Regions from separate parts of the Homo sapiens genome. Here region 2 is linked to region 1. Evidence: chromatin contacts called from ENCODE POLR2A ChIA-PET data. All regions are on one chromosome and are shown on one strand. The core of a region is the stretch at or near the end of the contact, and the rest is flanking DNA. Distances in the headings are between cores, read along the strand shown.

The links. ChIA-PET counts read pairs that join two places held with the same protein, here RNA polymerase II (POLR2A).
Region 2: POLR2A ChIA-PET joins it to region 1 with 13 read pairs in H1. The contact joins two enhancer-like sites. POLR2A ChIA-PET finds 5 or more read pairs at or near these places in 3 of 52 experiments (H1, activated CD4-positive, alpha-beta T cell and naive thymus-derived CD8-positive, alpha-beta T cell).

The regions. Positions count from the first base shown.
Region 1 is chr20:62,284,303-62,287,262 of GRCh38, forward strand. It overlaps OSBPL2 (oxysterol binding protein like 2), which reads left to right. Exons shown (of 14, transcript NM_144498.4): 11 at 2,281-2,409. Among named protein-coding and RNA genes, the nearest start is that of ADRM1, 17 kb to the right of the region's middle. Within about 2 kb of position 1,494, at least 7 of the 41 ENCODE cell types and tissues checked have a DNase peak (open chromatin) inside an H3K27ac peak, as active enhancers do.
Region 2 is chr20:62,411,937-62,414,636 of GRCh38, forward strand. It overlaps RBBP8NL (RBBP8 N-terminal like), which reads right to left. Exons shown (of 14, transcript NM_080833.3): 10 at 1,885-2,620; 11 at 1,465-1,609; 12 at 894-964; 13 at 688-817. Among named protein-coding and RNA genes, the nearest start is that of CABLES2, 6.0 kb to the left of the region's middle. Within about 2 kb of position 1,380, at least 2 of the 41 ENCODE cell types and tissues checked have a DNase peak (open chromatin) inside an H3K27ac peak, as active enhancers do.

The DNA of each region.
Region 1 (2,960 bases), core at 244-2,743:
TTTGTCTGTCCAGATGAACCATATATTGTGGGTTCCAGTATCAGTGAGGGGGTTTATCTGTATTTCTTTCCATTTTTTTTTTTTTTCCCCTCCAGGCAGGGTCTCCCTCTGTTGCCCAGGCTGGAGTACAGTGGTGCAGTCATAACTCACTGCAACCTCCAGCTACCAGGCTCAAGCAATCCTCCCTCCTTAGCCTCCCAAGTGGCTAGGACTATAGGCATGTACCACCATGCCTGACTAATTTTTATTTTTTTTAGAGATGGGGTCTTGCTATGTTGCCCAGGCTGGTCTTGAACTCCTGGGCTTAAGCAGTCCTCCCACCTCGGCCTCCCAAAGTGCTGGGATTACTAATAGGCATGAACCACAACACCCAGCCGGCATATCTGTATTTTGGTTGCACGGAGGCTGCTGCTATAAACCGTGGGCACCAGTGCCCACGAGTCATACATAATTGCTGGCCCCCATGGCTGGAAGTATCTGAGGGAACCTCAGGCAAGGCCGTTTCTTTTCTGGAAGCTCCAAGTTCTGGGTCCTTCTTAATAAATCTTCTCGCTTTCTTTGAGTTAGCCTAGACATATTGTTAAAAATCAAGTGAATTTCAATTTTTTGTTTTTAGTTGTGAGTACCAGATAATATATTCAACAGCCAGAAAGTACTGGCAAGGCTTTTCCCCTTAAAGCTTTGGAATACTCATTATCTTAAGACTAGTTGTTCTTGAACTTAAAAATAAAAGGGATAGTTCAAAAGAGGTGTCCTATTTTCTACATAATGAATTGGAATGTACCAAACCTGAAATGTTCAATATTTATTTAACGGAAACATTCAGCCTCCTCCGGATCCCAAGTGTTTTTTATGTTGTTGTATTCATTTGTGCTGTTAGACACCTTTTCTAATCACCCTCTTTTATTTAAAAAGGAAAATTCTGCTTACACACTAGACAGACCTAGAAGGGTAAATCCATTTAGCGATGTCTTTTGATGCTTTCCTGCTCCTTGAGGTGACCTAGAAACGGGAGTTTTCTGTGAATCCTTGTCCTTGAGCTGCGGCTCTCCCTCGCCCCAGCCTCGGGCCATGGTGCCTACAGCCAGTGTGAATACAGCTAGTGCAGGAAGCCCTGGGCTTTGACTCGCTTGTTTTCAGTGGTCTCCCTGAAGAGCTGCTTCTGGAATCATTCCCTTTTCTAGGACCCATTTATTTTGAGAAGCAATGTGGCAGGTTTTGTCTTTTCATCAGGGTGTAGAGAGCCTGAAACCCCCACACAGGAGCCACTTCTTGATGGGGGCAAAGCTGCGCTATCTAGAAAGCTCTCAGTCCCAGAACCTGCCTTCTGGAGAGGCGCCATGTGTGTGAATGAACCTGCTGTTTGGAAGGCACCGCTGTGTCGTCGCACTCAGACTCCATGAAGCCACCGCTGTGTCGTCGCACTCAGACTCCATGAAGTGCTGTTTCGCGTGCACCGCTTCTCCCGAAGGGAAACACGCCTGGCCACTGACTTCCTTCATCTCCACGAAGGGAAACGCCTGGCCACTGACTTCCTTCGTCTCTGCGAAGGGAAACGCCTGGCCACTGACCTCCTGTCGTCACCCGAAGGGAAACACGCCTGGCCGCTGACCTTCTGTCATCTCCGTGAAGGGAAACACGCCTGGCCACTGACCTCTGTCGTCTCTGTGAAGGGAAACACGCCTGGCCACTGACCTCTGTCGTCTCCACTCTGGGTGTCCGTTAGAACAGACAGCACAGCCCTACGAAGGGAGTGTGAGCTGCTTTAGGGACTGGGGCCCAGCTCCTCTCCGTACAGTGATGGACAGACAGTGTCATAGACTGGAGAGGAAATTCTATTTTCTCCTTAGTTTAAGAAAAAAAAGGCCGGGTGTGGTGGCTTACGCCTGTAATCTCAGCACTTTTGGAGGCCGAGGTGGGTGGATTGCCTGAGGTCAGGATTTCAAGACCAGCCTGGCTAACATAGTGAAACCCCGTCTCTACTAAAAGTACAAACAATTAGCCGGGCATGGTTTTGGGCACCTGTATTTCCAGCTACTCGGGAGGCTGAGGCAGGAGAATCTCTTGAACTCAGGAGGCAGAGGTTGCAGTGACCCGAGATCGCACCATTGCACTCCAGCCTGGGCAACAGAGCGAGACTCCGTCTGAAAAAAAAAAAAAGGAGAAGGCTGCCTGGCTCTGCTCAGGTGACTGGTCTGAAAGGCGCTCTGAGAATAGCTGTCCTCCTGGCCAAGAGCGGCCTGGCCCCGGGCAGCCACACAGCAGGGTTCTGTGTTTCAGGATGAAGACTCCGGGAAGGCTGACAGCGACGTGGCTGACGACGTGCCTGTGGCCCAGGAGACCGTGCAGGTCATTCCTGGCAGCAAGCTGCTCTGGAGGATCAACACCCGGCCCCCCAACTCTGCCCAGGTCTGTGTCCCTCCATGGCCTGACGTCTCTGCCTGCTCATGTCACACCCACCTCTGGGCCCAGCCCCACGGCTCTTCCCTGTCCTTGGGCCCTTGCCTGCCGCCTCGCCTCAGCCTGTTGTCCCAGAGCAGACAGGGGCCTCCGCCATTGTCGGAGTGGCTTCTGTTGTCCCTGGAGCTGCGTCCCGGCCCTGTGCTTGTCTGCCTTGGGGCCTGCTGTTGGGGCTGGGCACCGCTGCTCCATAGGACATGCAGGTCGAGGTGTGGACGCATGCTCAGCTGCGTGTCAGAGCTGCCCGCCGGGCACACATGCTTGTGCTTCCCCTGGGAACATCAGACAGACGTGGCCATTGCCGGCCAAGTGCGTCTTATCAAAAGAGGCTTCCAAGCCTGTTTGGGGAGATTGCTTTCTCACTTGTCAATTTAGATGCTCAAATGCCTTGTGATATTTATTTTTGAAAATTGCACTTATAATTTTTATTAAATATATGATAAACTACATGTTTTATGACAAATAAAATATGTGATATATGGTTATATGATAAATATCAC
Region 2 (2,700 bases), core at 130-2,629, 130 kb after region 1:
GGAGAAAAACCAGGGCCATACAATTAGGTGTTCAAAGTCTCTCATGGGCTCCTGGACCCCAGCTGGAGCTGCCATTGAGCCCAGAGCAGGAAGTGAAAAGTTGTCCCGATACCCTCGGACCAGGGCCGAGGCTCCTGCCGGCATTACTGGGAGGAGCTGGGTCCAAGGACACTGCCCTTGGCAAACACTGGAGCCGTCCGCAATTCCCCAGGGGAGCAAACGTGCCCCCATGCCCCTCGGGGCTGTGCCTTCTGCGCTGACCCTGTCTGCAGGTGGACAAGGGGCCCTGGGGATCTGCTCCTTGTGGCAGCGGCTTATCCTGTGCACCAGGACACCCTTCCTTCCAGGATGATGGTGGGGACAATGACCATCCCCTGGCTCCTTCTCTCACCGAAATCTCCTACGATCCCTAATGTCAGCCCCCTTACAGGCGAGGAGACTGAGGCTCAGATTTGGAAGGACCTGACACCAACCTACACAGTCAGAGGCTGCACAGGAAGGACTCACTCCGGCCACCCTCGCCCTCCTCTGTGGGGTTCATTTGGGGAGGGTTGAGGTTCATTTTTGGCTCCATCATTCTGAGGCTGCCATTCTCCAGGCAGCCAGGAGGAGAGGTGGCACTGGGGAGAGGTGGGTGCTGTGGCTCCCCTCGCCCCCTTCCCTGCACCTGCCCCATGCCAGCTGTACCTTTGTCCCCAGGCTCCGAGGCCCGCTTCCTCTTCCGTGGTGGACCCTGCCCGTGCTCCTGGGTGCAGATGCACTCAGGCCCCTCCCCGGTCGTGCTCGTAGTGGCCTCCGCCTGGGAGCTCAGGCCCACCTGGGGAGAAGGGGGTGTGGTCACGAGGAGGACTGCCTCCTGGCCCTGCCCTGCTGAGTGTGTGGCCTGGACCCACCTCGCTGCCTGGGGTGTCTGTCTCATCCAGTTCGTCGGACTCTGGTCTCAGCACTTCAGCCTTGCTGGGCTCTGAAGGATGCAGAGTGTGGGGTCAGGCCAGGCTGGTGGCACCGGGAGTCTCCCGAGCCTGCCAGACTAGGATGGGTGGAGCCAACTCTGCAGATGGGGAAACTGAGGCACGGAGGGCCAAGTGACCTGCCCCAGGGCACTGGCTGACAGGAGGCCGACTGGGGTTTGGGCCCAGGCCTAGTGTCCCCATCAGTTGGGGTTCCCGCCCCTGGCTTGGATGCTGCATGATGGGGCACTCACAGCCTGCTTGCCAGCCCTAATTGCTAAGGTGCTTTTCCCCCTCACTGAGTGTTGTTAGAGAGGCTCCTGCCAGGCCCTCGGCTTCCTCCGGTGTCTGCAGGTGGAAGAGCCAAGCCCTGGAGCCTGGGGTTGCCCCGTCAGATCGGCAGGGCAGAGCTGGGCCTGGAGACACCCACTCCTGGTGGGCACTGACCACCACCCTCTCTCTCCGTGGGGAAAACACCTCCCAGCTGGACTCTGACCCCAGGTGCTGACTGTACCTGGGTGGCCGTCCAGGTCAGGCGGCTGTGGGTGGGGAGGCGGCTGTGGGTGGGGAGGTGGCAGAGGCCTCCCTGTGTCTTCATCTTCTGTACTGCCTGGAGAGGACAGGCTGAGCTGGGACCCTGGAAGTGGGCGTGAGGGGTCCTGGGGGGAGGCAAGTAGGTGGCTTGAGTTTATTTGGGAGACTTCCTTGCCGCCAACTCAGCCCTGGACAGCCGGTGGGACCCCTCTTGAGGCTGCAGCTGGTGGAGGGGCCTGCCTTTCCCTTTATAGTGTGGATGAGGCAGCCTCGCTTTCTCCCTGGGAAACAACTTGGTGGGCAGAGGGAAAAGAGCAGCCCGAGGTCTGGGGGGAGGCCGGCCCGGGGTGGGGGACGTGGAGGCTGAGGACCGGGTCTGAGCCAGGACCGGGCTCCTTACCATGGGAGTGGAAGCCTCCTCCTGCTCTGGCACTCTGGTCCCCTTGGTGCCATTGCTGAGTGCCTGGGGACTGCGAGTCAGGGGTCCGGACTGGGTGGGTGGCTCGGGGCTGGCAGTGTGGGCAGCGGCAGGGCTGAGTGACCCATGCTGGCCGGCCGGCTTGGGAGTGTCCTGGCCCCGGGCCCGGCCCCACTCCGAGAGGTCCAGGGGCTTGTCTAGGGCACAGTCCTGCGTGGCTGCAGCCTCTGTCCTCTGGGCGCGGCCCGGGCCTGCAGGCTGTGTGTGCCGCCCTCCAGACAGGCCTGCTGCGGCCAGAGCTGCCCTGGTCCCCTCATTCTCAGGGCCCTCAGAGTCTGAGCCGACTGGTAGGGAGGGCAGCATCTCCCCGGGTGTGGGCTGGCCCCTTGGCCTGACACTGCCTGCCCTGGCCCTAGCCCGCAGCTGCTGCTGGGCCAGGAGCAGGTGCAGTGCCCCCTCCAGGCGAAGGTCCTGCATGCCCGCCAGGGCACTGGGCAGCCCCAGCAGTTCTGTGGGCTCCTCCCAGGCCTCTGCTTCTCTGGCCTTCAGGTCCTGGAGCCGGGGGTCGCTGGGGGCTGCAGCAGGGGCCAGGGGGCTGCTGTGGGGGCTCTGAAGGTGCAGGGACAGGGGGCGGTTTAGGAGGCAGAGCCGGTCCACCTTCGGGGAGAGCTTCGGGGCCTCATGGGTCATGGCGGAGGGCCGGGAGGCCCGCAGGAAGCTGTGAGGGAGGAGAAGCCGAATGACCATGGCTGTGTGGAGCCGTGACCGTCCCAGCGAGCCCTGAGAGGGAGAGACGAC